Regions from separate parts of the Homo sapiens genome. Here regions 1, 2, 4, 5, 6 and 7 are each linked to region 3. A link is a loop called in an ENCODE intact Hi-C map of the cell type or tissue named here. Cell type or tissue: heart left ventricle. All regions are shown on one strand. Each heading gives the region's core, and the rest is flanking DNA. Links, peaks and the distances in the headings are about the cores only.

The links. Peaks named below come from ENCODE experiments on the same cell type or tissue, not always from the same donor. Only the 100,000 strongest peaks of a DNase experiment are listed, where the experiment ranks them.
Region 1: a loop joins it to region 3, with 13 times the contacts of the local background. A loop is called at or near these places in 81 of 110 quality-filtered maps.
Region 2: it touches region 3 in a loop (4-fold over the local background); 75 of 110 quality-filtered maps call a loop at or near these places.
Region 4: a loop joins it to region 3, with 10 times the contacts of the local background. A loop is called at or near these places in 75 of 110 quality-filtered maps.
Region 5: it touches region 3 in a loop (4-fold over the local background); 13 of 110 quality-filtered maps call a loop at or near these places.
Region 6: it touches region 3 in a loop (6-fold over the local background); 23 of 110 quality-filtered maps call a loop at or near these places.
Region 7: a loop joins it to region 3, with 10 times the contacts of the local background. A loop is called at or near these places in 62 of 110 quality-filtered maps.

What each region holds. Positions count from the first base shown.
Region 1 is chrX:136,161,112-136,165,554 of GRCh38, reverse strand. It overlaps a transcript of FHL1 not described here. Among named protein-coding and RNA genes, the nearest start is that of FHL1, 34 kb to the left of the region's middle. In heart left ventricle, for the core only: a CTCF peak has its summit at 2,529; a DNase peak (open chromatin) is centred at 2,524; H3K27ac peaks cover 3,006 bases.
Region 2 is chrX:136,272,335-136,276,777 of GRCh38, reverse strand. No RefSeq gene overlaps it. Among named protein-coding and RNA genes, the nearest start is that of MAP7D3, 23 kb to the right of the region's middle. In heart left ventricle, for the core only: no CTCF peak of the experiment used is centred there; no DNase peak of the experiment used is centred there.
Region 3 is chrX:136,026,697-136,031,139 of GRCh38, reverse strand. SLC9A6 (solute carrier family 9 member A6) reads right to left here. Exons shown (of 18, transcript NM_001379110.1): 14 at 2,165-2,254; 15 at 978-1,008. Among named protein-coding and RNA genes, the nearest start is that of SLC9A6, 43 kb to the right of the region's middle. In heart left ventricle, for the core only: a CTCF peak has its summit at 2,573 (motif pointing left); no DNase peak of the experiment used is centred there; H3K27ac peaks cover 2,119 bases.
Region 4 is chrX:136,266,820-136,271,262 of GRCh38, reverse strand. No RefSeq gene overlaps it. Among named protein-coding and RNA genes, the nearest start is that of MAP7D3, 18 kb to the right of the region's middle. In heart left ventricle, for the core only: a CTCF peak has its summit at 2,615 (motif pointing right); no DNase peak of the experiment used is centred there.
Region 5 is chrX:136,494,678-136,499,120 of GRCh38, reverse strand. It overlaps HTATSF1 (HIV-1 Tat specific factor 1), which reads right to left and starts at 1,529. Exons shown (of 9, transcript NM_014500.5): 1 at 1,251-1,529. The coding sequence starts at 1,436. RefSeq lists a silencer at 1,519-2,188. In heart left ventricle, for the core only: no CTCF peak of the experiment used is centred there; DNase peaks (open chromatin) are centred at 1,640, 2,070 and 2,210; H3K4me3 peaks cover 2,789 bases; H3K27ac peaks cover 1,922 bases.
Region 6 is chrX:136,575,409-136,579,851 of GRCh38, reverse strand. No RefSeq gene overlaps it. Among named protein-coding and RNA genes, the nearest start is that of MIR934, 27 kb to the right of the region's middle. In heart left ventricle, for the core only: a CTCF peak has its summit at 2,094 (motif pointing right); a DNase peak (open chromatin) is centred at 2,111.
Region 7 is chrX:136,206,830-136,211,272 of GRCh38, reverse strand. It overlaps FHL1 (four and a half LIM domains 1), which reads right to left. Exons shown (of 6, transcript NM_001159699.2): 3 at 4,083-4,257; 4 at 3,312-3,481; 5 at 2,632-2,818; 6 at 1-1,402. The coding sequence ends at 1,248. Among named protein-coding and RNA genes, the nearest start is that of FHL1, 12 kb to the right of the region's middle. In heart left ventricle, for the core only: a CTCF peak has its summit at 1,784 (motif pointing right); DNase peaks (open chromatin) are centred at 332 and 1,802; H3K4me3 peaks cover 449 bases; H3K27ac peaks cover 2,027 bases.

The DNA of each region.
Region 1 (4,443 bases), core at 271-4,270, 130 kb before region 3:
CAAGAAATCAAAGAACAGTGAATTCCAAACATCTTCTTAATTAGGTACACTTGTGATGAGACTGGGTGGCACAGACTTCTCATTTACCTCACTTTTATTCAAATACTTATGCTACTATAGAGGTCAGAAACATCGGCATGTGCACCATTAAAAACACATTTTAAATGTTTACCATAAAAGGCAATGATAAATACAACTGAGGTAGCCACTGGCTCATTTTCTTTAACAAAAGAACTGGTAAACTGGCTCTCATTCGGCAAAATAATTTATTGGAAATAAGCAGTACAGATTAAAGATGCCTCATTTTTAATAATTCCAACATAATTAAGATCTACAACATAACCAAATCTTTAACAGTATATTCATTTAATAAACAAGCAAAAACTGGAAGGATATTACCAGTTATAGAAATATAATAAAGTCCAGTTTTGTGTCCTTATATTTAGTACAGAGTATTATCTGGTGATATCCTCTATATACTCTGGAAGATCATTTATTCTACACGTTTCTATATTTATTTTATATGATACAATCATAATATTCCTCACAATTTGCAAAGAGAGGAATTATCCCTATCCAGTTTGGGAAAAGATGGGTTATATTTTTAAAAGTTATCTACCAGATATACTAAAAATTTCAAGTTATGATTAGTCCAGATTTTTCTGCAGATTTTTGCACTTCTTTCAAAAACTAAAGTGCACACATTTACCAAAGTTGGAGTAGTGAGTCATTTTTAACTTTGCATAGGAATATATGCAACTTTGCATAGGAATATATGCAACCCTGTAAAATACTGAGTCTGCTTTCATAGATTTTCAAATTAGTAAATAAAAGGTGTCTTTCCTTCCAGATGTGGCATGACCTAGAAACTAACAAAAGGTCCCACCATGCCCTAAATAAATACCAAGGAGCTCTTTCTGTGAGCCATTTCTGGATGCAAATTTGAATAATTTTTGGTCATAAAGGAAGAATAAGTATATTGGGGAAAAACATAAAGGGACAAATATATTTATTTTTTAACTGGAATATTAAAACCTTAAGAATACTTATGAATAAAAAAGCCATCGAAAATAGAATAGAGGCAAGGAGCAGTGATGCACGCCTGTAATCCCAGCACTTTGGGAGGTCGAGACCAGCCTGGCCAACATGGTGAAGCCCCATCTCTACTGAAAATACAAAAATGAGCCAGACATGGTGGTGCGTGCCTGTAATTCCAGCTACTTGGGAGGCCGAGACACGAGAATCACTTGAATCCAGGAGGCAGAGGTTGCAGTGAGCCGAGATTGCACCACTGTACTCCAACCTGGGCAAAAGAGCAAGACTGTGTCTCAAAAAAAAAAAAATAGAGTACACTACAGTTATCAAGCACAAAGAACAAATTGGAACAAAGGAAAAACACAAGTCAAATGGCAAAATCTAGCAAGAAAAATGGAGCAGCAAATATTTGCTGAAGTCAAAAGGTAAAAACCTTGAAATTCTTGTCCTTTGCCCTAATGTTCAATGGTATTTTTGTTTTGTTTTAAAAATATGAAGACTGATGTCCTCTCAATGACTATTACAGCAGCTCCCAAATAAAACAAATGATAAAATAAAAACTCACTTAATTGACTGATAGGCTTGAATTACTCATTGCCAAGTCTACAACTTTCCCACAACTCCAAGCATTCTTTCCTTAAAAGAAAAACAGCATTTTTTCCCTCTGACATGATGACCATGAGTAGCTTTTGAGGTGACTGTAATTCTGTATTTTTCTATAACTTGCTGTGGGTCACCTCCGCATTATAACTCCTAAATCAAAGCAACAAAAAACAAAGAATTGTACAGATCCATACATGACAATTTTGCCAGATGCATCTAGAGAGCACTGGCCCTCCCAGAAGTCTGAGAGGTACTCCTGAACCAAAGACATTCTAACATTGCTGTCACCCCAGCAACCATCGCCAAACCCTGCCCATTTTTCCTGCAAAAGAGCTTTCATACATTTTCTTCCTTATAATTTCATTTCTAAGGTCCTAATTTGGCCCATTATCACTTCACACCAGACTATTTCATCAGATTTCTTAACTATGGGTATGCCCTCTTCTTCACATAGCTAGCATCAGAATCATCTCTCAAATGTTCCACCTCGGATGTATCACTCCCATTGCCAAAAACCTTTCTCCATTGTAATCTAAAGGCCAAGTTTCTTTGAGTGAAATTCAAGCCTCTGGCTTTGGCTGACTCCCTGCATCTGACGTTCATTGCAGCTAGAGAATGACAGAAGTCTTGGTTCATGCCACTTTCCCCTAAACCAGTGATTCTCAAAATTGGCGGCACCTGGAGAGCCAAAGCAACTAGTGATGCCTGGGTGCCTGCTACGGTTTTCATGTGTCCAAGATTCAGGTGTTGAATCTTAATGGACAATGTGATGGTATTGAGAGGTGGGGCCTCTAAGAGGTGGGGTGATTAAACCGGGAGAGCTCCTCCCTGGTGGATGGGATTAAAGCTTCAACAGAGCCTTTGGCTCTCTTGCCCTTCTGCCTTCCGCCACATGAGGGCAGGGCGTTCCTCCCCTCTGGAGGCTGGAGAACTAAAGTGTCATCTTGGAAGCAGAGAGCAGCCCTTAACAATCGAACCTGTTTGCACCTTGATCTTGGGACTTCCCAGTCTCCAGAACCGTGAGAAATAGATTTCTGTTCTTTATAAGGTATCCAGTCTCAGATATTCTGTTACAGCAGCACAAACAAAGTCAGCGCCCCACCCCCAACAAAGTTCCCCCAGATGAATCTATTGTATGGCAGAGGCTGAGAACCACTGACCCAAATTCCTATAGCCTGTAATTGTCAGACTTTATTGTGCCTCAAAATCTCCTGAGAGAGGACCTTGTTAGGACACAGATGGCGGGGCCCCATCCCCAGCGTTTCTGATTCCCTAGGTCTGGAGTGGGGCCCATGAAAGTTGCATTTCTAACAAGCTCCCAGGTGATAGCTCACTGCAGCCTCCTGGGCCCATGTGATCCTCCCACCTCAGCCTCCTGAGAAACAGGGACTACAAACACACATCACCTCACCAGGCTAATGTTTTGTATTTTTTGTAGAGACAGAGTCTCACCATGTTGCCCAGGCTGGTCTGGAACTCCTGGGCTCAAGCTTCCGTTTTCCAGAATCTCTTCCACATTTATGAATCAATCTACAGAATATCTTAGAGATGATCTCGTTCATTTGCCTTTTTATAAACTGAGACCCAGAGTGGGGAGATGATTTGCCCAGAGTTTCCAATGCTTAGTGGCAGAACTCAGGCTAGGATTCAAAACTCCTGACTCTCTCCCCACACCCTATGCAGTTCAATACTCTTTCCACCACATCCTTCATGTGTCTTTAACAGCTTCTCCAATTAGAATGGGCGTTCTTTGCTTGAAGAGATCGCTAGTACTTTTTTTTTTTTTTTTTTTTTGAGACAGGGTCTCTCTCTGTCGCCCAGGCTGGAGTGGAGTGGCACAATCTCATCTCACTGCCACCTCCATATCCCAGGTTCAAGTGATCCTCCTGCCTCAGCCTCCTGAGTAGCTGGGACCACAGGCAGATGCCACCACACCCAGCTAATGTTTGTATTTTTAGTAGAAACGGGGTTTCACCATATTGTCCATGCTGGTCTCAAACTCCTGACCTCAAGTGATCCGCCTGCCTCGGCCTCCCAAAGTGCTGGGATTACAGGCATGAGCCACCACGCCCGGCCTTGAAGAGATCACTGTTGTTTTAAGGCTCCCCACAGCATCTAGCAAACCTAGCCAAGTGCCTTCTCCTTAGAGTAAGCACTGGATAAATATTTTTTTATTTCATCTTACTAAGTACTCAGCCCCATACTTTTCCTAAATTGGCATTGGCGCTCCATGAACTGTTTCCTTACAATTCAGCAACTGGGCAGCTCTGCTCCCATCAATTAGCCCTGGAGCAAATCCTTCATATCAGCACGCATGTGGCCATTATCTGCTATGGGGATAATCATGAACACATAAGGAAAATTTAGGGGGGTTTTAAAAGTTGCAGGAATAACTAAGTTTGTAAGGTGACAAAATTCAACTTTCAAATTGTATGTCAGAAAACGTTTACAAAATACCCTAAGTCTCATTTAATACCCAACAAACCACTGCAGCAGTAACAATCAGGCAGTCCAAGAATTATAAAGTATGTTGCTCTGGTACTTTGAATACTTAAGCCAATTATTTTCATGCTGAGGCTCTCCTGGTTCCTTAACAGAAAATTCAAAAGTAACTGGATTAAGGATAAAGAGAAGACAGAATGAGGGGAAGACAAAGAGGAGCCAATAGGTGGCAAGAAGCAGGTGGGTGAGCAGCAAGGGGGCAAAAGGATGCTGTCACATGCCTGTCCCACAAGCCGCTGCCACTATACCTCCCCAATCCTTCCAGATACTCACAGTAGTTAGGGAGCATGACTACACTAGGCC
Region 2 (4,443 bases), core at 167-4,166, 250 kb before region 3:
AGTTGAATCTTTTGAAACTGATTTTAATTTGCTTTTGGGATATATATATGAATTGGGCCATGGTTGCTATGGAGATCTCAAAGATCATCCAAACTTCTCTGTGGTTATGTCTGAAATGATGTCTTTGGGGAGATTCAAATTATGAGGATGAGGACTGTGGGTGTCTGCCTCTCAAGATGCCACTTGTTATCAGCTACCATCATCTACTAAACCAGAAAGACTCATAGATTCCCTATCTTAATAGATGATTACATTTCATAGTAGATCTTTTATCCTGTCAACCATCCTGAATAACATACCAAATTAATTTGGGGCATAAATGGATGTGCTTTTTAGGAGAATTTGGCTCTATTTTCAGCTGTGAATTATGCATTAGTAAGAATTATTTGGACAGCATTCATCATCGTTTCCGAAGTTAATGAAATTCCATTACACTTCAGTACATTTTCATTTTACCCAGTGGTAAATTAATTCTCCTTCCCTCTTTCTCTCTGTCTCTATCTCTCATTCCTCTTTTGCATCGTTTACAGTAGTTACAGAGGGGGAAACATGGAGAGGCTTCATAACTAGAACAGGTTAAATAAGGGCCAGGAAAGACAGATGTTAACTGATTCTGTCTAAAATAATGATGTGCTCTGTAACTCAATGTCAAGATGAGCAAGAAAGGCTGCTTGTTTTCATAACTGCCACTGCTGTTTCCACTGCTCAAGAATTGAGGGCGGGATTGGCACTGGGGGGCTTAGCTGGGCTATAGCTTAGAAGCCTGGTCCCTCATCTTGACGCACTGCTCACACTTCTGAGGTTCTAGCAGGAGCAGCAGCACATAACACCCAGCCACGCTGCGGAATAGACTACTTGACTTGGGGAGGCTCCTTCGGCAGATGAGAAAGCCAGCAGCTTTGCAAAGTTCAGCTTTGCCCCATTGAGGAGAAGCAAGCCTGGAGCTCTCCTCGGTGCTAGCTGTTTGTGTTCATTATTGGCCTGGTCCCACCCTGTGTGTCTAGCCCTAGTCATAGCCCAAGCTAATCCTGCTCCCACAGGTCTCCTGCCCAATAGGTAAACAAATCTTCTCTCCAGTTCCCTAGGAACAGACCAAAGTGCATCCTGGAAGCTACTTTGGCCCTGATCCCTCACAGGTGGCTGTGTATGTTTCTAGACTCTTCTTCCAGCTAATAGTGTAGTGGTTAAAAGGGAGTTATCACTCTGAACACAGAGAAAGCAGGGTTTGAGTGCCTTGTACTACTGTGGGAATATTGTCAAGTTCTGTACCAACTTGAGCCCTGGTTTCCACAGCATAAAATGGAGACAACGTCTCTCTCACAGACATATTACGGGGAGGAAATCAGATAACATATGGGAAAGTACTGAGCACATGGGCTGAAACTTAGTGAGTGGCAGTTATTACAATTGTTTCTAGTTCATTCTAATGCTATTTACTGACTATTTTCTGATTCCCTCCTCCTTTTCTCTTCTATTTGCAGTTATGTGCAGCCTCCTGCCCACCCTCTGCAAGGTTCAGAGGGGTCATGGTAGCCACGAAAGTGTGGCTAGCCTTAAACACTCATTCTAATACCCTGGACTTCACAGTCTCAGCCAGTCTAAGCATGCTGTTTGCTTCATTTCCCATTCTTCCAGTCACATAAGCATGCTCAGACACTTATGTTCACATTGATTATTTAGAAGTTGGCACTGTGCCTATAGAAAATTTGGGAAGGGTAGGACTTTTTTACTCTCTTTAACTGTTTCATTCACCCCAGCAATGCGTCCCATCAGGTACTGTGCTAGGCCAAAAAAAAGAGCACCTGCTCCATTTCAGGTAGATTTCAGGGTCCCTCATTTGAATAGGCCCCTGTAAGTGCTGGGAGTCACAGGATGTTCTAGGTGGAAAGGGATGTAGATATCAAAGTCACCCCCAAGATGATGCAGGACTTGAGAAGGAGAAGATAATTTTCAAAGTGTCTAGTGGTTTCATTATACAAGTAATATGTGACATATTATATTATAAACCTTCTGCCTTTAGGCAGATTTGTGGGTTTTTTTCTTTTTTCTTTTTTTTAGAAAATTGAAATTTTGAACCCTTTATAGAGGAAAAAGTCTTCCAAATTCCTAAATACCAAAACCATACAAAAACAACTCTATTTCTATGGCTGAAAAAGTCCTCAATGAATCAATTCTGTCAGAGCAATTAGAAATGACCCCAGTCAGATGGATTGTTTTCTGGTTAATGGTATTTGGCCAAACTAACCGGAATGAAATCAACCAGATGGCAATCCCATTGATTTTACAAACATGGGTCATTTTAGAGTCCAAAAAATGGCCTTCCAATGAGCACTTCAGACATGTGATAACACCACAGACTCTTGCTTATATTAATATATATTAACCATCACTTTAGATTACTTTTCAGGTTGATTTAATTGCCCCTTGTATACAATATATGTTTATTCAGACTATTCAATGCTCTTGATTTCAATTAACTCCAGACAAATCCCTCTCAGAGCAAAAGGCAGAGAGCGTAGGTTTATTTGCCTATATTAACCAAATTGGCAGGTAGTCAGGCAAACACAACCATAGCAACATCTGTGTAGTAAGCTGCCCAGAGCTCCCAAGGCTGGAGAGTGATGCAAGTCAGGTGGAGATAAGAGAGTACCTTGATTGTCATTTATAGTTGTCAGGGAACTGACAGAACTGGGGAGGTGCCCTACTCTTGCTGAAAGCAGAAGTCATTAATGAGGGGGAGTAATCAGTATTGATTATGAAAGGTACAGTAAATCTTATGACCATATGTATCCCCTTATCAGGAGATATTCTCCAGGAGTCACCAATCCTGGGAAACTCAGATGGTTGTGACTAATTTGGAGCACAGAAAATTTGTACATAAAATTATTAGCTAAAAAGCAGCATGATATAGTCACTGAATTAATCTGGGCACCAGAAGGCCAGGGTGTTGGTCTTGACTCCACACTGTGTAACCTCAGGCAAGACTTTCCTTTCCTCTGCCCTCACTAGGTTCACCTGCAAAAGGAAATGAGTTACACTAAATGGCCACCAAGGTGTCCCTCTCTCTCTCTCTTTCTCTCTCCCTCTCTCTCTCTCTCTCTCTCTCTCTCTCACACACACACACACACACACAGTCTCTCTCTCTTTCTCCCTCTCTCTCTCTCTCTTTCTCTCTCTCTCTCTCTCTCTCTCCCTCTCTCTCCCTCTTATTCTACCAATTCCTCTCTACTAGGAGGGATCTAAAGTAGTCATTAATTTCTTCAAATTGGAGAAAATGGATATTCTCTTACCAGTAGAAATTGTTCCCAGAAGTATCTAATTTTAATATAAATAATATCAAATAAACTTCTCTCTTTAGACCAGGCTTCAGGCTGAGATCATGAACTTGCCTTTCTCCAGGGTTCTTTATTTTACTCTGGAATGACTTAGTCACCACACAACACGTGGCCACTACTGTTTTTAGCTACTGGCCCTGTCAGGACCTGCTTCTATAACACTTTTTTTTCTTTGAGATGAAGTCTCACTCTGTTGCCCAGGCTGGAGTGCAGTGGCGGAATTTCAGCTCACTGCAACCTCCACCTCCAAGGTTCAAGCGATTCTCACTTGGAGATTCTCGTGCCTCAGCCTCCTGAGTAGCGGGTTTACAGGCACCCGTTTCCAGACCTGGCTAATTTTTGTATTTATAGTAGAGACAGGGTTTCGCCATGTTGGCCAGGCTGGTCTCGAACTCCTGACCTCAAGTGATCCACCCACCTCAGTCTTCCAAAGTGCTGGGATTACAGATGTGAGCCACTGCGCCCAGCATATCACATTTTTTTTTTTTTTTTAGCCCTTGATGATAAAAGCTCCATTCTAGACAAGAGACCAAATTATTACACATTTTCATCCTGCTTTCCTTGAAGACTTCTCATCAGAAATATATGAGAGGTCCAAATACCCTGCAAATTTGCCAGCGTTTCATATGAACAGTTTTGTCTTTGTTTTAGTTGTAGCCATCCTAATAGGTATGCAGTGGTATCTCACTGTGGCTTTAATTTGCATTTCCTGAATGACTAATGATGTTGAGCATCTTTTCATGTGCTTATTTGCCAGCACTATGCTTGGCACATAATAAATGCTCCCTTCCAAGATTTTGGGTGGTTTCTACCCACTGCTTCCCAAATGCATAATTTCAACAGGGGCCATCTAGAGACAAGGATTTTAAGTTGCAGTTGCTTGTTTGGGAAGAAAGGCATGGGGGAGCTAGAGAGAAGAGTAGATCTCCTGAAACTTCTCACGCAGCACACTGTGTAGTGACCACAGACTTCTGGTGGGAATAATTGTCCTAATTCTAGCTGAGTGTAGTGGCTCATGCCTATAATCCCAGCTACTCAGGAGGCTGAGACAGGAGGATTGTTTGAGGCCAGGAGTTTGAGACAAGCCTGGACAACATAGAGAGACCCT
Region 3 (4,443 bases), core at 309-4,308:
CCAGCTTGGTTTTTACAAGTATGTCAAGCCCATGGAATTCTACTTTAAGGCTCTGACCACAAGAGTCAAGTACTTACTATATCTCATACATACATTCACACTCATCACTCAACAGCTAACAAAATTAGCATTTAGGAAATGAATCTGAGAAATGTTTTTTTTAACCTCACCCTGAAGACAAATATACTGACTGTGGTTTGTTTCTGACAAGAAAAAAATTGTGTTTTGAAAGAGATGCTTTCCATGTTCAAAAATCTAATTTCTGTGATTTCTCATCTAACGTCTGATATGGAGACACATATTCAATGGTGCTCAGAAGCAATTGAAAAACAGATGGAAAATACCAGACAAGGGTAGTCAGTCTAGAGAGGGCAGTGAGTTACAATGCATTCAGTCCAACGGGCTCAAGTTCATAGCAACAACTGAGAAACTGACACAACAGAAGGAAGGAAGCAAGGAAACGTGGCCAAGGCTGAGGGGCAAGGTAAGAAAGTGCGTTTCCCTGAGCAGGCAGGGAAGACTGGTTGAAGATTCAAAAGCTTCTAGGCAGTTCTCTAGGGCAGCTGCTGGTCATTCGATTTGAAAGTTACACAGGAAGAGCAGCTGGAGTGGGGCTTACATCAGAGACAAGCCTTCATGCGCAAACCAAAGTGGAAAAAGCCTCCCCGTGCCAGAGGAGTCACTCGAAAACCCAGGAGTGCTTAAAAGACTGCTCTCCTCTGGGACAAAAGCCCAGGCAGGATGGCCCAGAGACATGAAAGCTGTCACCCTTGATAACCACACACTATGGCACTGTGGCAAACTTGGTTTTGTCTCTATGGAGCAGTGAGAAAAGCCAGGAATGATATCATTCCTCCAAAGCTGAGGCAAAGAGGACAGGATCTAAATAGAAGGTTGAAGTTTATAGTAGATTGTTTTCTTTCCAAATGACTGCACATTTGACAGAAATGCCAGGAACAACAAAAACGCATATTTACCAAGTGTTCTTGGTCTGAATCAACACCAACCCTAAAGGAGAAAGACAAAGAGCAAATGAGATTTTGAAGCCAAAAAATGGTCTATTCACACATATACATTGTCAGGCAACTACTTTTCTCAACACAGAAGCTATGGAATGGTTAATGTTTTCTTGCTTCTCTATAGCTGTTGATGCAGATTTTTGGCTCCTGCCACTTTCCTTAGCAACAGCTTGGATTCTAAGGCAAGCAGGGTGTACCCATGATTCTCTTCCTGCAATCTTACTTACCAGTTTCAGAAAAAAACAGCATTTTTTTTCTCTGAATATAGGTCCACTCGAAGCGGAATCAGGGAGAGCAGCACTGCCCCAGTTGCTAAATAAGAATTACTGGCTAGCTCCAAAAACAAGGATGGCACAGTGCAATTCACTTCGCAGCTCTCATGGCAACATTCTGTTACGATGACTGAAGAGAGGGCCCAATTACAGGTTTTTCATAGGCTAATGGATAGACATTAGCCTTGCTTCTTCACAACTCTTGTTTTATCTGTTTAAAATTCCTGCTTTCTGTATCCCAGGGAAAAGCTTCACTACAAAGTTCTCTGGCTCCTCTCTATTCCCTAAACACGGGCACTCACAAACTCTGTTCATTCCTCCTCTAAACGGTCTCTCAAGTCTTCTCTCCTTTCCATCCCAACTGCTCAAGGGCAGCCCTCATCCTGAGGCTCACGGGCTCTGTCGTGGAAGCTTTTCCAGCTGCCAGGCTCTCCCCGAGAGTCAGCTGTCGCCAGCATAGAGCTCGCTGTGTTACTCCCTTGACAAAGGACTCTGAGAGTGGCTTACAACCCAGAGGGTCAAGTCTGAAGTCTTTTGTGGGGCATTCAAGACTCTCTACAAACTAGCATCCCCACCCCACTCCAACCTACTTTTCCATCCTCATTTCCCATCATTCTCTTCTACATGCCCCATTCTAGCTATACCTGCCTGCTCATCTCCCCAAATCCATCCTCTCCTGTGCCTCCCATGCCTTTGCTCATGCTGTTCTCTCCAGCTGCAATGTGCTTTCCCTCATTTTTTAAGCGATTTTCAAGTTCCAAAGTAACCATTCTACGACCCCTTCAAGCAGAATCATTTTCTCCTCTGTGCATCTGCAGCACTTTCTACAGTCCTTTATTATGATACTTAGCACAGTAGAGTATAGTTATTTACCTGTCAGTCTCCCCAAAAAGACTGTGAGTTCCTTGAGGGTAAAGGCCATGTCTCAATTCATCTCTGTATCCCCAGAGTCTAGCACAGTACCTGACACACAATAGGTGCTCAAATGTTTATTGATTAAATTAACTACTACAGACAACACAGAAAAAATAGCAGTACTAGAAGCTGTAGCAGTAGCATCCCAGAACACAAATAACACTGAAGGGAGAAAATGATGCAAGGCTGCATCTGGAAAGCAAGGGAACCATGGTCAAGGACCTGAAAACAGATTGCTATGACCAGATTCATAATTCAAAGAATGGCTCATTTTTCCTTTGTTAAAATGGCCAGGAGCTGTTTTAACATCTTCTCAGTCACATTAAACTCTAACCACATTTATGCATCTCCAGTGACATCTAGTGGTCTTGAAGATAGCACACTTGTAATAGATGGTACATTATTAGAAGCTAAGTCAATGTAATAAACATTTATAGAGCACTTATTATTTGCCAGGCACTGTACTAGGCACAGGGCATAGAAATGAATTAAACATGGCCCCTGCCCTCAAGGAACTCACAGACTAGTGGGGGAAACCAACACAACTAGGGCATAATCCCTAAGGGCTTCTATCAGGGAGCTCTGGGTTCAAATCTGGACTTGGCTGCTTTCTAGCTGTGTGAACTCAGTCAAGTGAGGCAGTCTTATAAATCATCACTTTATCACCTGGAAAATGGGGCTAATATCCACCACACAGAGTTGCTGCAAGGATTTAATGAGAAAATGTATGAAAAGCTTTTAAAAGAGTATCTGAAACATTAACACTAAGTGGCAGCTCTTATAACAATATTATCACAAGACTGAATAAAATAAGTGCTACAATGAAGAGGCCCAATGTTGCACCAACATAAGAGTGGTTCCGAGGGAAAAGAACAGAGGGAAAAGGAGGTGGCACTTAGCTGTGTCATTTACTGACAGTGAAAGAGCATTCCAGGCAGAGGGAACAGTATGAGCAAAGGCTCAGAGACGCAGAAGTGCAAAGCATGTGTAGTAAATGATAGAAATGTGACTGTCACAAACTATGTGAAAGGACATGGGAATAGCTGGCTGTTTCAAATTTACTGTGGATCCACCGTTCACATGACAACTAAAGTGAACCTTTTACACTGTAAATGACTTCATGTCACTCCCTTGCTTTAAAATCCTCCAGGATTTCCAATTGTATTTTAAAATCCAAATCCCTTACCATGTTCCACAAGACTATACATTAGGGGTCCACAAAGTACAGCCTACAGGCCACATCAGCACCTCTTCTGTTTTTGTAAATAAAGTTTTACTGGGATACAACCACACCAATTGATTTATATATTGTCTAGGGCTGCTTTCACACTAGAGTTGAGTAGCTGAGACAGACCATATGGCCTCCAAAGCCTGATATATTTACTCTCTGGCCCTTGACAGTTAAGTGTGCAGAACCCCTGCTTCCATAGGATCTTGCCAACCTCACTTCCTATCTACCCTTCAGTCACTATACTCCGGCCATGAGAGTTTTTTTCCTGTTCATTCAACAGGCCAAGTTTGTCCCTTCCTCAGGACATTTGTACAACTTGCTCTTCCCTCTGCCTAGACTGCTCTTCTTCCTGATGACTGTTTAACTGGCACCATCTAGTCACGTAGGTAAGACTGAACTCAAACATAACCTCTCAAAGAAACCGTCCCTGGCCTCCTTGTATCAAAAACACCCCCATCCCCAGTCACTATCACAGTACCTTGCCCGATTCCCATCACAGCATTTAATATCATCTGCAGTTATCAGGTTCATTTATGTGTTACTAGCTTATTGTCTGTCTTCTCTCACTAAAGTATGGATGTTATGAGTCGAGGAACCTTTTCTATCTTATTTTGATCACTGTGCTTCTCTAGAGGAGGATTTCTTAACCCTAGCATTACTGACATTCTGGCCTAGATAATTCTCTGTTGGCAGGTGGTGAGGAGCCTGTCCTATGCATTGTAGCATGTTTAGCAGCATCCTTGGCCTCTACTCACTAGATGCCAGCAGAGGCCCCCTCTTCCAGTTGTGACAACCAAAAATGTCTCCAGAAAGTGCCAAATGTCCCTTGGGCGGGGGGCAAAATTCTCCCCAGTTAAGAAGCACTGAGGCTGGGTGAGATGGCTCATGCCTGTAATCCCAATACTTTGGGAGGCTGAGGCGGGCGAATCACTTGAGGCCAGGAGTTTGAGACCAGCCTGGCCAACATGGTGAAACCCCATATCTACTAAAAATACAAAAATTAGCC
Region 4 (4,443 bases), core at 153-4,152, 240 kb before region 3:
AAGAGGGTCGTGAGAGGTCTAGGCATGGTGGCTCATGCTTGTAATCCCAGCGATTTGGGAGGCCACGGTGGGTGGATTACTTGACGCCAAGAGTTCGAGACCAGCCTGGCCAGCATGGTGAAACCCCATCTCTACTAAAAATACAAAAAAAAAAAAAAATAGCCGGGTGTGGTGGTGCATGCCTGTAACCCCAGCTACTTGGGAGGCTGAGGCAGGAGAATTGCTTGAACCCAGGAGGTGGCGTTTGCAGTGAGCCGAGATGGTGCCACTGCACTCCAGTCTGGGCAATAGAGCGAGACTGTCTCAAAAATAAAGGGGGGGGGGGAGGTGAGAGCAAGAGTAAAATCATTGTAGTGCATATTCGGTTCATATTACATAGATATAGAACAGATGATAGATGAATAGATACATACATACATACATACATACATAGATTCTTGTTTAAGGAACCTCTTCATCTAAATTGGTAATTCAGTGAGAGGAAGAGGGGATTGTATTTGACAAACACAAGAAGGAAGTCCATTTATTTCAGTGAATAATTCTGTGCATGCTTGTTTATTACTGAAGAGAATTTTGTGTGTGAGAGAGGAAGGTTTGAATTACTTAACTACACAGTCAATTCTTAATTATCCATGTTAATAGACAGAAGCGATTACTCTGATAATCTGAAACAACAGATAATCAAAAATTCTTCCCCTTAATTAGTCACCTATCCTCCTACAGTTTGTCTCCCGCTCTATCCCCACCCAGAAAACAATTTTCTGTACATTAGGGAAAATGTTTTCCAGAGGTAATCTCTCCCCTTACAGGCAACTAGCCTACCAAGTGATCCATCAGTTTCCTGAGGAGAGGCTGTAATCCTGGAATGCCTATGTGTTAATTTACAACAAAGTCTAGGGATGGCAAGGAGGGAATCTCTTCCTAGAGTTAAAAATATACATGTCCACTAGTTAGAGGATACACTCACCTCCTGCCTCCTGGTATTAGTGCATCTCAGAAGCCAAGCCTTCAGTGAGTATAGGGCAGTGATTAAGAGCTGAGATGGTCAGGGAGAGCTATGTGACCTTGGGCAAACTGCTTTCTGAGCCTCAACTTACTCAGCTATAAAATAGGGGTCATAATAATTATGACTTCATTGGGCTATTGTCAGATATATGAGATAACGACTGGAAAGTCCCTAACACAATGAATGCCCTTGGTGATATCAGCTATTATTATCATCATTATTGTTATTACTTAGGTTGTTGACAGTGCAAAGAGCTATTCCAGGCTGGGCACAGTGGCTCAAGCCTGTAATCCCAGCACTTTGGGAGGCCAAGGCAGGCAGATCACTTGAGGCCAGGAGTTTGAGACCAACCAGCCTGGCCAACATGGTGAAAACCCATCTCTACTAGAAATATTTTAAAAAATTAGCTGGGTATGGTGTCATGCGCCTGTAATCCCAGCTACTTGGGAGGCTGAGGCATGAGCCTCTCACTTGAACCCGGGAGGCAGAGGAGGTTGCAGTGAGCCATAATTGTGCCACTGCACTCAAGCCTGGGCGACAAAACCAGAATCTGTCTCGAAAAAAAAAAAAAGGAATCATTGCAAGAATGGGGGCCATCCAAACTAGGAGCTGTGAGTTTGCTGCAAATGATTAATAATAATAATAAAATATTTTGATTTTTAAAAATACATTCTAGCAGATTCAAGTTATCCTGCAATAAGCTTTGCTTCTCATCTCACTTCTGATATTCTTTCCTAATAGCAGAGGAAACCGTAAGATTAGATCTGGTGCACTGGGAGCCCTGGGCACTCCCTGATGGGTGGGAATGTATCTGATGAAGATTGAGATCTGTTGACTGGGGGGCCTTTATACTCAGCCTGACCTCTCTGAGTCCTGATGAGAGATTTCTTCCCTCATCCCAGTAGAGAGCATCTTCTAGTGCCTGAAGCTCCCAACAGCTTCAGTTTCTCCAGATTTCCAGCCAGACCACCCATTTCTCCCTACCAGAACGACTTGGCTTCCTTATATATGTTCATATCATTGATGGTATCTCCTAATATTGCTCCAGACTGAAGGTGATTTTGCAAATATCTAATCTCATCCATTTTGGGTGGATTTGATCAGACCAGGTTTCAGAGTTCTGAGACTAGTCTTCTGTCAGTCTTGCCTATGTTAACTACCTTTGTGACCTTGGTCAAATCCGTTTTCTTCTGTGCTATGACCCGGGCTGCCTTAGAAATTCTCTGATGATGGTTCCTTCCTGCTCAGACTTAGGGTTCTAGGATTCCAGCTGGGAGAGGGAGAGGATCAGTAGGAAAGGACACAGTGTAAGCAGATGTTTGGAGGAAACCAAAGACTTCCTACTTAACACTTAAAGACCTCCTACTTAAAGACCTCCTCTTTAATAACTCCTACTTAACACTGCCCAGAGTAGCTCTTCTCCTGATCCCATTTTTCTCAACGGAAGAGATATTGGCTTGCATATACTGAAGCAAATGCTGCAATTTTAACATATTAGTGAAATCTCATAAGTTATTAATATTTGGTAAACTGGATGATTTCTGGTCTTTTTCCCTGGGCCTCCACAGAAGGGCCTGACCTTGCATGATAGCCATCTTCCTTTTACTCGCTAGGTGGCAGCAACACTCAGCTTTGCCAAACAGGAAAAAGGGTCCTTATTGTCATTTCTGTGATGATCTCTGCCATCTGTATGTTTGATTTGGGAGCACCTTGATACTTTGCATTTCTATTTTTATTTTTCTGGACAACTAAAGTTTAACTCCAGTTACAAGTAATCACAAATAACTGTAAGGATTTCAGAAAAAGGAATTGAATGTAAAGCCAGGAAACAACCAGCACAGTAACTGATGAATGGATGATGAAATAGAGCTGGAAAGACTTGCCCAAAGTCATACAGGTAGTTAGTGGCAGAGTGAGAACTAGAAGTCTGTCTCAACTCTCAACCCCAACCTCTTGCCCATTTTTTTCTTTTGGGAGGTGAATATACCCAATAGTTTCATGGAGTAACTATGGACCCTGGGGCAGATTCGTTAACCTCTCTAGGCCTCGAGTTCTTTGTCTGTAGTATGGGGATAATGATAGTAGCTACCTCATAGGATTCTATCAGAATTAAATGAAACTATGCCTGCAAGGGGCAGGGAGGCACGTCATACTCAGGCAGGTGTGTCACCCACAGGAATGGGCAGCATACACTGGGATGCCTGATGGCATTTTGGACCACAGCTTTCTTTGAGAGAGTCTCATACAACACTCCGCACATAATTTGCCTTCTTTTTTCCACATACAGGACAGTGCATGCATTTTTAACAAACACATTTAAGCTATATTCCAAAAATAAGAAATGAGAAAGGGGGACTGATGTCCAATGAAAGGATGTCCAAGGCCTCTTTCAATGTTAACAGTCTCTGAATGCAATGTGTCTAACTCCAGGTTTCTCTCTTAGCAGAGGAAGTGGGAGAGAAAGTGCCTCCATCAGTTGCTATCACATTGCCTCAATAACCCACCTATAACAAAGACCTGAGGTAGAATAGTTGGCTTTCCCTGATTATTCTCTGAGTATTCTAGGACAGTCTCTGAGTACCACACCTGGTACTCTGGCTCCCTTAAAATATGCACAAAACCATCATGAACAGAAACATCAATACAAGTGAGTCTCATACAGGTAAGCATTGCATTTGCAAATATCGCAGTGTAATCATAATCAGGATCCATTCTCAGAAATTTTTTTTTTTTTTTTTTGAGACAGAGTCTCACTCTGGCACCCAGGCTAGAAAACAGTGGCGCCATCTCGGCTTACTGCAAACTCCACCTCCCGGGTTGAAGTAATTCTCCTGCCTCAGCCTCCCAAGTAGCTGAGACTACAGGTGCGCACCACCAGGGCATGCTAATTTTTGTATTTTTAGTAGAGATGGGGTTTCGCCACATTGGACAGGCTGTTCTCGAACTCCTGACCTCAAGTAATCTGCCCACCTCGGCCTCCCAAAGTGCTGGGATTACAGGTGTGAGCCACCATGCCCAGCCATCAGAAATTATTCTTAGGACCAAAGCTACTGAGTATCTCCAGAAAGCCTAGGGCTGAGCCGGTTTTGTGGCTGGTAGAGTCCTACAGAATCACTGTAGCTAAATTAAATCCAAGTGATCTCAATGCCTTTCAGTTACAAAGTGCATATGTTATTTGTGTAATGTTTTGTTCATTTTTTACAAGGCACTTTGGGAGTATTTTTAATCTCATTTGATCCTTAAAACAACACTGGAGTTAGTGTGGCAGGTTGTAAGTCACCATCTCATAAATGAGAAGAATATGAGAGGCAGAACAAGATCAAGTACAAAGGCCTTCAAATCAGACAGACTTGAGTTCATATCATAGCTCTGGTACTTCCCAGCTGTGTGACTCCAAGCAAGTTAAATGGTCTTTCTAAGCCTCAGTTTCCTCCTCT
Region 5 (4,443 bases), core at 179-4,178, 470 kb before region 3:
GAGCACACAGAACAGAACTCTGATTTGGTATATAAAGAATGGGGTTAACAATTGTAAAACTAAATGCTCATTTTAACTTTATCACAAATTAAATGACGTTATATTTTAGTATCAGAACAAATTAAAGACAAATCCAACTCATATCTATCTTCCTCCCCTTTGGGGGAAAAGCGTTATTGCAAAACGAAAGAAATATAGTTATATCATCATACCAATCAATATTAGGCAGGCATGGAATGGGGAAAATGTAAAACCCAAAGTTTGAAGAGGTATGGGCTTCAACAACATAAAAGGATAAAGTCACACATTAATCCATTATCACACCTTTGTTAAAAGTATTCAGAATGCTGAAGAAACCAAATCTGCACTCAAACTAGCACTACCAACACAGAAGTGAAATCGTAAATTTTAACAATCTGGAGGGATTGGAATATATATACAAATACAGAATGGGAAAGAAAAGTTGCAAAAGAATTTTTACAATAGCAGTCCAGTCGCGCAGTGGAGACAGGTTTTGTATCATTGACTTGCAAGTCAATTTGTGTGCTATTAGTGTGCCCTTTCCTGCTCATGAGAGCCAGATTAAAAGGGCACTTTTACCACAAAGTTTACAGAATCAAGTTTAACATTAGTTATTTTACTTCGAAGCTGAAATAAAAATACTTAGCAATTTCCAAGTATTCCAAACAAACATACACAGATTTTCCATCTGTATTCTGTGTATCTCCAGTCTTATTCCTGTGGTTATATGGTTCAAACATATATGCCTAGGGACAAAATTTACTAGGAAAGTAAAGCAAGGTGCAAAGAAAGTTCAATTAGTAAAGCTATATAAACAGCTACTTTAAAAAAGAAATCAAGAAACTGCATTTTGCACATAGTACATAAGCTAAACATCTGAGTTCCTAGGACAAGTGGGGTTGGCTACCAGAAATGGACAGCTACTAAATTTGTTCTTGGTATTTTTCCTCTTTGCAATAAAAAGCAGTCATGTAATAATCAACTGTGACCTTCACAGACAAGATTAATAAAGCATAGAAAAGACTTAAAAATTACATTTAAGACACTACCCTAAAGATTTACGTTCTTTTACACATCGGTGCCCCAACAAACACAACAAAAAGAAGCGTCGCTATTCAAGGGGGCTAGGACCAAGGACCAAGGATCTCAGCAAAGCAAACGTAAAAGGAGTGCCCCGCGAGGCTGGCCAGGCGGCCCGCTCTGCAGTGGCGCCCGTGGCACTCTCCTACCTTGGGGAACCAAGCCTTTTTGTCCAGGTCCCACTCGTAGGGAGTGTCCGTCGGCTGCTGCCCGAGAGAATCGGGTTCTCCGCCGGCATCGGTCTGGGTGTCACCATCCTTGCCGTCTCCGTACAATTCTTGCATTCGCAACTGCTCATCAAACTCATCGTTCCCATCCAAGTTGGTGCCGCTCATGTTTCCTACCTAGCTCAGGAGCAGGGTTCAGAAGAACTAAGAGGCCGAAATGACGCTGGAGCTGAGCAGAGAAAGGGAGGTCAACCGCGCTCTGCTCGCGCCCCGCCGCCCCCCGGCCCGCCTCCCCGCTGCGCCCCAGCAGTCCCCGGGAAATCGCGGCCGCTCGGCGGCTGCACCGCCCCCCTCTCTGCCCGCCCACCGCGCGCGCGCGCTGATGCTGTGAGCTCGGCCGCGCCGCCGCCCACCTGGCTTGCTCCGCCGGGCCTCGGCACCGCCGCTAGGTCCAGGGCGCTGCGGGAGCGCGCAGGCGCGCTGCCGCCGCCGCCACCGCCGCCGCCGCCGACCGGATCTGAGGCGACTGCGGCTCCCTCGGCAACGTCAGGAAATTACTTCTAAACTAAGCCCTGCTCAGGCCGACGCAGCCGCCATTGTCGGCGCGTGGCGACGTCGCGGGTCGCGCCGACACGCCCACTATGGCGTCAAAAAGCGCCGACGCCGGCATGCGGCGCGAGGCCCGGGGAGGCGGGGCGCCGGGGTTGGGGGGACCCGCTGCTGCTGCGCGTCGACGCCCACCGGGGTCGGGTTTGGGGCGGGGCGAGGGCCACTGGGATCCCGCGGCGCCTCAAGGGCCTTGAGCTCCGCGGGGTCCCCGGCGGATCGGCCGGCCCGGGAGGGAAACGGAAGGAAGGCGTGGGAATATTCCCTCGCGGGGGTGGCCGGGCGGGTTTCGCGAGGGCGCCATCTTAGGGGAGTGGGTGGGGCGGACAGGACAAATTTCTCTGGCTTCGAGAAAACGACGCGCCTCCTTCGCCCAAAGGCCCCTCCCCCGCTCAGGAACCGCGTCTTTTACTTGTTTCTTTACGACACCCGGGGATAGACACCGGATCTTGTTCATCTTGGTAGCCTAAACTCCTGGCACCGGCTCTGGTGTCTAATGCGGAATGAGCGAATGAATGAACGAATGAGGGGTAGAAGGGCCAACTTTCTTTTTCTGGTGTCAGCCTTCTCCTTTATCGGTCTCATACCTTCCTCTGGCTGGAGTTCGACTCCGTGGGAAGGATGGAAAGGGCAGCAGTTGCCTGCCTCTTGTACTGCAGATTTCAGTGGCGCTCGAGCTTCGAACTTGAAACTTAAGCATAAATGTAAACATCCCAGTGTAAACACCAGCTTTATTGGCCGGGAAACTCCGCTTCTTTGTCATTCTTTTAGAAAGACACAGCATACTTTTTGTTCTAAACAGAACTTTGTTTTCAGGAATTACACTCATTGCTGAAAAGGAAAAGGTCCATATTTTTAAGTTGGGCAGGTATTTATTGAGCCCCTACTAAGTGCAGGGCACTGCGTGAGGCTCTGGCGACCCAGGAGTTGACAAGACAGGCACAGCTCAGGGGAGACAGAATTAAGATGGTTGGCACCTGACAGATATGAGATGCTGGAGGACAGCAGTTCTCAAACTTTTTGGTTCCAGGTCCTCTTTACACTAAAACATTGAAAACCCCAAAAAACGTTTGTTTGTGGTTTATACTTACCAATATTTCTGCACAAAAATGAAAGCGGCTGTTAAAAAATACTAATTCATTAAAATAATAAGGAACCCATTAGTGTAAACATAAATATCATAACCCGGGCTTGAGGTCCGGGAAAACCTTACCAGAAGAAATTATTTCACTATTCCAGTGACCTTCACTTCTAAACATAGCAGTTGAGTACTACTTCTAGAAAATCCTGGCTCCCCACACACCAGTTGTGTGAATCTATGGTTTCAACGATAACAACAGTTTTTAATAGTTTGGGTTAGTTTTTTTTTAAATTACATTTCTTTTTCATGAAGTTCTCATTCTGGCAGGAACTCTTGGAGAACTGAATTTGTGTGCACTTTTATGATATAGGTAATGTGAGTTTTATTAGGCTTAAACTTTGCTAAATATTTTTTCCTGGATCCAAAAATAGCATACAGCTGTTTTCAGCAATGTGTTATTGGGCTCCCATTTCATTCCCGAGTTCACAGCATAGGTGATAATATGCGACACCACCCTACTGCACATATCATTGAGTGCCGGCTCTACCACAACCGTCTTTTGAGCAGGTGACTTAAAGGGTTCCTTATGCTTATGTCCCATGTCACCCAGCCATCCTGGCCCAAAGGCTGCCCAGGGTCTGTGTGGTGACCTGGCAGATAGCTCTGCATTCTAGACTGGATTTGACTGAGCCAGTAAGAACCTCTCCCAGAAAGTTTGAGTATGGAACATACAGGGATGTGGTCAGAGTAGCAAAGAAGCAAGGAGATACTCCCAGGGAAGGTAAAAGGCAGAACAGAGGCCTGCTGTGGAGAAGTTCCCCACGGGTGAGAGGAGCAGCTGAAGCAGCGAAGAAGGGTCACTGAGTCACTATACTAGTGAGGCAGTGGAGTTGAGAGGTACACACATTGTACCTGTAATGGCATTCTGTTTGGTCGTGAGAACTGGCAGTTTATAATTGCACAATGCTGTGGTCTCTGTGAGGCCTGGTTCCTATTTTTTCTCATTTCCCTGCATATTCATAGAATAACTCCCTAATGACTGAGGTAATCTGAAAGCATCTCTGTCTTTGTAACCTGTCTTTTACAAGTTTTTTTTCTTGCAAGTTATAGAAACACTCGAGGTAACAAAAAAAAAGGGGGGTGGGTTATAAAGATAGGGGCGGCTACTGAAACTCCAGGACTGCAGTGTAGATGGGCCACATAAAGGGATGCTGGACCTAGGAAGAATCTACATAGCTGGCTTCTCTCTGAATATGTGCTTCATTCTTCCCTCTGACCTTTATATGGGGTGATCTGTGTTGTACTTCTGCCCTAATAGGCCACAGCCTTCTTGGTGGATAAATATACATTAACCTACAAAAGCAGAGACTGCACTCCAGATAGGACTCACCTATCTGGCCTAAGAACTCTTTCTGAAAAATTACTGAACTATACCAAATCAGATTTTTAAAAAATGGTCCCTTCAAGCCCACTCTGTCCAGGAATTTT
Region 6 (4,443 bases), core at 154-4,153, 550 kb before region 3:
TTCCAGAGACTGGGAGAGGGGACGATGGGGAGTGACTGTTAATGGACAAGCAGAACTTTTTCGGGTGTGATGAAATGTCCTAAAACAAGATTGTGGGACTGGTTGAGAAACTTTGTAAATTTACTAAAAAGCACTGAATTGTACAGTTTAAAAAGGCAAATATTATGGTATGTGATATCTCAATAAAAAAGAATGACTTCCAAGTGCCTACGTTGACTGGCTAGGTTAATGCTGATGTCAGAAAATAATGTAGAGAACACAAGTGAAGAAACACATTTGGCAGGGACTGTTGCCTGTGGGGCCTCTAGGTGCTGATATCTAGCAGACAGGTAGATTATGAGGTTGGAGCTTGGGCAGATGTCTTGGCAGGAGACAGAGATTTTGGAGTTATCAACTTGGAAATAGATGGTCATTTATGTTGTGGGAAATGATGCAATTACATAGAAAAAGAGTGTAGTGTGTGAGGACTGGAGGCCAAGCAAAGATCCCTGGGGAACACTAGCATTTAAGGGGTGGTAGAAGAGCTCATGGAGGAGCCAAAAGAGGAGCTGTCAGAGCGAATTGAGGAAAAGCAGCCAAGTGGGAGAAGGGGATTGCCATGGCATCCCAGAGTATTGACATAGAAGGAAGATCCAATTTAAATATCACTATATAATTAAGTCTCTGCTCATATTTCTAGTACTAACCCATACTGGCCCTGTTTTAAAGATATGGATAAGATGACTCATTCAATTATAAATCCTCTACAATAGACGCTTTTACAAATCCTGGTCCTTCTGACAGTTTTATTCTGCCCCCAACCCTACAAAGGCAGAGGTCACCTATCCAGGGCAGAATTAGTTCTTCCACTTTCTGTAGCCCCATTACTTGTGCGGGTACTCTTGGAGACAAGGAGAAGAGGGGCTGTCCCTGGAGGACTGGAAAAATGAGCTATCAGAGTGGACTCTGTATAGAGAGCTGGAAGGGTTTTTCCTGTTAATCAAGCAAGAATAACTAATCAGATGTTACTTTAGCAGCACTTAGCACCTTCCTTGATCTACATCTCTTCTTCCTACTTGCCCCAAGTTGTTCTGCCTCACGTGTTGACAGTAATATTAACAGCTGACCGCTGGGTGCAGTGGCTAATGCCTGTAATCCCAGCATTTTGGGAGGCTGAGGTGGGAGGGTAGTTTGAGCCCAGTAGTTCAAGGCCAGCCTGGGCAGCATAGTGAGACCCCCATCTTTATAATAATAATAATAAAAGAGCTGACATTTATTGTTTATTATATGACTGACATAAGCATTTACTTATTTGGTCCTCAAAATAATCTCGTAAGTTAAGTACTGTTATTCTTCTCATTTAAAAGATGGAGAAAATGAGGCACAGAGAAGCTAAGTAATTTGCCTGATGCAAGAGAGTGGTACAGTCAGAGTGGACCCAGGCAGCCTGACTCTAGGAGCACTTAGTCTTAACCATTACCCTACCAACCTCTCAGTAAGCAGCACCAAGCAGTGTGGTGCAGCAGTAAAGAGAGTGAATTTGAAGTCCATCGAGTCCAAGCCTCTATAACCTAGCACCTAGCTGTGTTACATTTGGCAACTCATGCAACCTCTCTGAGTCTCAGCTTCCTAATCTATATAATAGGGCTATTACTATCTGCCCTGTAAACCTCACGGATTTGTTGTGATGATGAAATGAGATGAGACATGTACTGAGTGGACAGCTACACCTATAAAGTTCTGTGCTTATTTTCCCAGAACCTCACTAGACAGTTGACACAGAGTAGGAACTCAGTACTGCTGATTGAGGGAAAGCAAGGATTTTTCTCACACTCTCTTTCGGCATTTGCTGCACTTTATTATAATTCTCTGTTTGAGAATCTATCTTCCCCACTAGACTGAGCTTGCCAAGGATGAGGACCAAAACTTGTCATCTCTGACTCCGTGGCACCTAGCTCAGAACGTGGCACCTAGCTCAGAACCTGGCACCGAAAGGGCACTCAATAAAAGGTACTATTTAGTGGTAGTGACAATAGTAGGAGAAACCCCAGAAGCAGCACTTTGAATGAATCACTTCCTCGGCGACTACAGCAACAGCCTGTGGCCAGCAGAGAGCAGCAGAGCCCCCAAAGCATAGACCTGTGCATAGACGATGCAAGCCTCTGTGCCTGTGGCCTGTCTCCTTTCTTCTCTAACCTGGCACAGTAATTGGCTTGTCTCTAACAGGATGGAAATTGTGCTTGGTTTGACTAAAATGTGCTTCCCCTGACACCTAAGCAGTTTGCAAATTTTGTCCTGAAACTAGGGCAACAGGACCAGTTTTAGTCACCAAAGTCATTCCCAATGTTACACAGCGTCCATGAGGTCTGAAACTCTCCGGGGAAGGACAGTGTGAAGGGCGCTTAGTATTTCCTTCATTCAGAGCTAAATTCATTTGACAAAAGATCTTATAGAATTTTGAAAGAATTCCTGGCTTTAGAAGACTGATAACTGATGACTTCTGCTTTAAAAAAAAAGTTTGCAAAGTTCTTTCAGAGAGAACTTTTTAGCTACATAATATTTTGATATCTTATGGGTAAAAAGAGAGCCAAATGAAAGCTCTGAGTCAGGAGTCATTAAAGTGGTTGAGTGGATGGTAATCATTTTAGCTAGTAATGGGGAGAAAGGACCAGCATACTGGAAAAGTGGTCTGTTTGTTTCTGCTAACTGATGGACCAACCTTATTATTTTTTCCATTTGACATCAGAATGGGCCTGGAACTAATGGCCCTTCAACAGAAAGCAAAAGCTCTTCTATTTATTTACTTTGTACTTTGGCTTTTACATGTTTCCGTTTTAATATCTTTTAATTACAGCAGTTAGTGTACCAGTTAAGAGGATGAGATTTTGGAGTCAGACAAAACCAGGCTTGCATCCCTGTTCTTCAACTTACCCAGCTGCATGGGCTGGACCACTTACTAAACCACTCCAAGAATTAATTTCTTTATCTGTCAAATAGCACACTAATTCTTGCCTCCAAGGGTTATTTTGCTGATATAATGAGATGATGTATCTAAGGCACTTAGCCCAGAGCCCACCACATGTTGAGTGCTCAGTAAATGGTAGCCTTTATTGTTCAAATATTATTTTAAAATTCCAAATACGCATGCACACAAAATTATGAATTCACCTTGAGGATACACAATGGTTAGGGTAAGATGCCAAAATGAGCCGTGATAAAGAAATAAAGCTCAGAGGGATGGGGTTAATTGTCCAAAGTTAGTCATAAGTGCTGGAGATATACCTTAAGCCTTCATCTATCTGAAGCCAAAGGCTCTATACCTTATCACCAGAAAACCAAGCCTCCCCCTTTCAACTTTGTTCAGGAGGAGCAATCTACTCTTGCCTCCAGCCTTAGGTCCCTCCTCAGAGCCCTAGTATCAGGGAATGCCCTGCACCCCCTTGCAGGTCCATCCCCGAGCCCACTACTCTAACTGACACTGGCTCCCAGGAAGCTGAGCTGTTTACCCAAGGTCACACAGTTGGATGAGCAAGGGCACCTGGGGAAAGAGTGGTAAATTGATTATTCCTTAGCCTCAAACTAGTGCTTCTGGAACATAGAGTAGAATTAATATTTCATGCAACCAGTCATTCACAAACATAGCATTGGGGATGCAGTGATGATCACGGCAGACCTAGCTCATAGTCTAGTGGGGAAGACAGACAAAGAAATAGTCACCTGGGATAAACACAAAGTGACCTGTGCTGTGACTTGGTGTCAAGGAGATAGGGGAAGCCCATGGCGTCATGGGATATCAGAGGAGGTTAGCTATTCCAGTCTTGAGAAGGTCCAAAAACAATCTGTAAAGTTCATTTGTTTTATTTGTTGGCCAAGAGTAATATCAATTGGTCAGTGACACAATGCTATTTTCATTCATTTATTTTTTGGGGAAAAAATTTACTGAACTAGGTTGCTGTGCTAGGCATGATAAAATACAGAGATGGCTCAGACATGGGCATTGTCCTTCTGAAAGCTGGTACTTTCCTTTAGGAAGTGGGTGACAATGGTGCTCTTCAGTTTATTCAGAATTACCAACTCCATCAGCTTCAGGTAACAGAGAATAATAACCAAGGCTGAATAATCCATTGGATGGACTTCTGCCTGGTTAAAATATCTGTTGATTATTTGTTATTATTTGTGTCACAAAGTGTGTTGGCTTATAAGCAGGAAAGCACACCTGAATTTCTGAAACCTTCTGCATGATTATATGTTATGGGATTAGCTAACAGAATATCGAAGACTGATCGTCCTTTGGCTTTTGAGGGTGAAATGAAACTTAATGTCAGTGATATGAACACGCATGTTAATACTGAGATTTGCTCTACCTGCCAGGGGGCAGAGCACTTAGGTAGGACACGCTAAATTGCATTAATGGAGAGTTGAGATATTCCCAGCTGTGCTTCTGGGAAACTAATGAGGTTCAAA
Region 7 (4,443 bases), core at 197-4,196, 180 kb before region 3:
CATCAGCTTCTCTAACCACTCCTACAAGAATGTTAGTATGTATTGTCATTACATGTTTACTTTTGATATTGTCTCATTATACTATGTCATATAATAATGTAGAATACAGTAAGTAGGTGATCCTGCATTTCAGGTAAGCGGTAGGTGGAAATCCAGATTTCCTCTTGAGGAAAAGTCCTAGGAATCACAACAGAAGGGACTTTGCAGTCCTCATTAACACATGGACAAAGAGCAGACAACTACTACGTTACAAGGGATTCAACTAGTCACTGTTGTGAAATGTCATATCCATGTTGATGACAGCCCTGGCGCCTGCTCAACTCCCCCTCTAGAGTTTTGCGGTTACTTCCGTAGGATGAATTTCAGCACTGCAGGAACATCTGAGGGGGCTAAAATATTTTCATGCAAGTTTCCAAACCCATAAACTATTTTGCTATCAATTAAAACAAAAATATTAATTAAAAACAATAAAAAGGACAGCAGGGTTAGTTTTGTTAAGCTTCCAGAAGTATTCGTTGTGACGATGTTCCTCTGAAACAGGCTCGTTTTCTCAGGTCTTTCTACACTTCCCAAATCACCTGCATGTTCCATGCTTTAAAGTAGGAACGCTCAGAAAACATGCCACACGGGGAAACCAAACGTTAGTACGGGGAAAGGTCAGTTTAGAATTACAGCTAAGTTCAAATGTTAATTTTCTGGAAGTTCGTGTTAGTTATTTGAAAGCACAAAAGAACAGAAGGAAGGGCAGAGTTCTGATGAGGAAGTTAAACCATGCATGTCAGTAGGGTTCTTTTCCTGCTCACAGAAGAGGGTGAGCAGTGAGTTGGAGCAGCCGCTGCAACTCTTGCATGTCGTGTGTCTACACGGTGGGTCCCAGCTGAGGCATGAGAGGCATCTCAGTGGGGGTTTTATCTCCTATGCTTCTTGCTTACATCACTAAGTGGCTAAATGATTAGCACTTTTCTGCTCTATGAGAAACATGCAGAAGAGTCAATCTACCTAAGTTTTCATTTTTAAATTGCAGCCGGACAGAAATTCACTTTGCTGCAGGGTTGCTTTTTGCTAAATGCTAATATGATCACTGTGTGCCCTTATTTGAGTAATACTGTAAAATGGGAGAAAAGACGGAAGGAGAACTTTAAAGAAGGGAAGGACCACTCTTCCCCTATTGATGGTATAGGGCAGAAAGTAAGGACACAAAGAACGAGATTCAAATGCCATTTTACAGGACAGGAGCCCCTGTCAGTTTACAGCTTTTTGGCACAGTCGGGACAATACACTTGCTCCTGGTGGAAAACAAAGCGCTTGTTGGCCAGATTCACGGAGCATTTTTTGCAGTGGAAGCAGTAGTCGTGCCAGGATTGTCCTTCATAGGCCACCACACTGGAGCCTTTACCAAACCCTGGGGGGAAAAAAAAAGAAAAGAAAAGAAAACAAGAGAAACAGCTGAATGAATACAGGTGAGGAAACCACGATTCAGAGAGATAAAATGACGACCTGCCCCACTCACAGACCGACAAGCACGCAAGAGCCAGGTCTGCCTGGCTCCCAGACCCCCTCCTCCACTCCATCGTGCACAGTCCCCCACGCCGCCATTGTCCCCCATGCCGCCGCAACCCTGCTGTGGCTCTCAAGGACCTGAGAAGATGCTGAAGCCCGGCCAAGGGCTTCCCTGATGTAAAGACCCCACGTTCCCATGCCACCACGCTATTGCCCTGTGACGCGCACCGACCTCCCAGCATAACCAGTTTCTTTGATTTAGGTCAGGGCCATGACATCAAAGTGGCCACCAGGAGGCAAACTTGGGCTGTTCGTGGGGTGTGCACTTACCGGGCCTCGAGGAGCTGCTAAGCTTCGATTTTTTCTATAAAGAACCACCACCCACGAGGGACAAGTCCTCTCTCCACCCGGATGCCTGCCCCGGAGGTTGGCGCTGGGAAACAGGGTGAGAGGCAAGCGTTTCCCGTGGCACACTGGGGGCTTCCTAGCTTTAGAGACTGGGTGGCTCACTCTTGACACAGTCCTTTTCCCTGAGGATGGCAAAAGTCTTCTCAAATGTACATTTCAAGGCTCCCCGGGAAGATGGGAAAATTGGAGGCAAGGGAAAGGGCCCAGGGCACGTGGATCGCGGCCGCGAGATGAGGAATGAAGTGATTAGCTTTGCTGATCGCAAAAACAAATAAACAGCAAACCAAAAAAAAAAGAAACCCTGCCAACAGGCATCTCTGAACTAGCCTTCAGCTATGGGGTATTACAATCCCGGGTTATCACTCTTCGGCCTCCCTTACCCCTTCCCCACCCTCCCCCACCCCCTTCTTTCTACCCTCCTCCCACCCCTCCCCCCAGAATCCCCCTGCAAAGTGGCAGTGCCTGCCGGTGTTGGCTGGCAGGTCTCAGGCTTGTGAACTCTCAGCATTGTTAGTCAACAGTCAGGAAGTGTTCTGTATTGCAAAGGCTAACCTGGCCTGGGGACGAATCCAAACTCTTGGGGGGCCTTTGGGACCACAATAGCAGGGGGAGAAGGGCATTCTCTGGGGGCCTTTGTGGATGAAACCGACGACAGGAAAATGAGAGATGGTTACCATGCGCAAAACCTAGCCTGGCAGACTTAGCAAGGACTCTTTAGCCTACCAGTGATGGGGTTCTTGCATCCAGCACACTTCTTGGCCACAAAGTTCTTGTAGCAATCCACGCAGTAATACTGGTCCTCCACAGCGGTGAAACGCTGCCCAGCCAGCTTCTTAGAGCAGGTAACACACACAAAGCAATCGGCATGCCAGGGCTGATCCTGGTAAGTGATTCCTCCAGATGTGATGGCCTAGACCAGGGAGTGTAGCACCGGATTCAGATTCAACAACCATTTTGTTGAATGCCTACTGCGTGCCAGGCACTGTGCTGGGCGCTTTGGTATACAATATCTCATTTAATCTCCACAACAGCCATGGGAGGCAGGGGCTATTATTATCCCCACTTTACAGATGAAGACACCAAGGCTCGGAGAAGGTGAGCCCCTATGTGAGGTTACACAGCCCCTAAGTGGTGGAGGCAGGCTTCTAGAGCCAGGGCTGCCCAGCTCAGCATGCCATACGGGCCACCCGCACCACCAGGCTGAGGATGCGTACTGACAGCCTGACTTGGCTGTGGCACTGCTTCCTAATCCACGATCTCCTCATCTGTAAAACGGGAATAATAATTCCTACGTCACAGGGCTGTCGTGAGGATGGAATGGGATAGTGTGTGTGGAAGTGCTCTGCAAACTGTCAAACACTTCTAGAAACAACGGTCAATGCAGAACTCCCTTGAAAGCATACCTTGTTGCACTTCACGCAATGCTTGGCAAACTTGGTCTCATGGCAAGTCACGCAGTAGAAGTCCTCCCCTTTAGGGAAGAAGCTTCCAGTCCCGATGACTTGCTTGCAGTTACTACAGGTGAAGCAGTCTTTGTGCCAGACGGTCCCCTTGTACTCCACGTTTTGATCTCCTGCAGAGGGAAGCAATTGGATAGCCCCACTGACAGGCTCTGCAGGGGGCTGCATCCACTCAGCTCCCCTCCCCAGGCCCTCCAGAGGTGAGGGGATGCAGGCCCTGCAGTTACTGGCCTCACACCTCCAACTAACCTACCTGTGTTCTACTTGTGCTTGTGCCAACCCAGGATTTCTGTCATGGGTGGGGACCCCAGCATTATTATTTTAGGATCCAGTGCCTGAATCCCCCACTCCCCCACCTCTATACCCTGCGTGCACTTAGACATTAAATCAGGGACTGCCTGGCCCAGAATGACACCCTGAGGAAGAAGCATGCTTTCATCACTTACTACGCCCAAATGAGAAAGCGCTACATACTGTTCACTTCATTCTGTTGCCACAGGCTGTTCTCGCCAGTGTTCTTTAGTCTCCGAGTGTGTGCGTGTGTGCGAGCATATATGTGTACGCATATATACGTGTATGTATATGTGTACATATATATGCTAAGATCTCAAAGCAGCTCAGAGCAACGTTAGCCCCACCATGATAAGCAAGCCCACATCACGTCTGCCCTCAGGGCCTCCTCCCTGGGAACCCGGGGTGGGAAGGAGGCAGTACCTGCCACAATGGCCTTGAAGCACCCCTTGCACTTGGGGGAGTCCTCCCGAGTGGTGCACTTGTTGCACAGGATCTTGTTGTCCTTGGCCACAAAGGTCTCATTGGCCAAGGGGTGAAGGCACTTGGCACAGCGGAAGCAGGTGTCATGCCAGAAGCGGTTCTTATAGTGCACCTCCTGGAAACCAAGCAGACAGGGTGGGCCACCATGAGGGGTGCTGGGGGTGGTGGCAGGAGCCCTCCCATAAGGCTGATTTCCCTGGGACTGACCACTGAGATGACACAGTCCCTTACACCTGGGACTGCCCCACAGTGACTATTCTTATAGGAGGGACGCTGAGGTGAGGATAAAAATCTCACAATT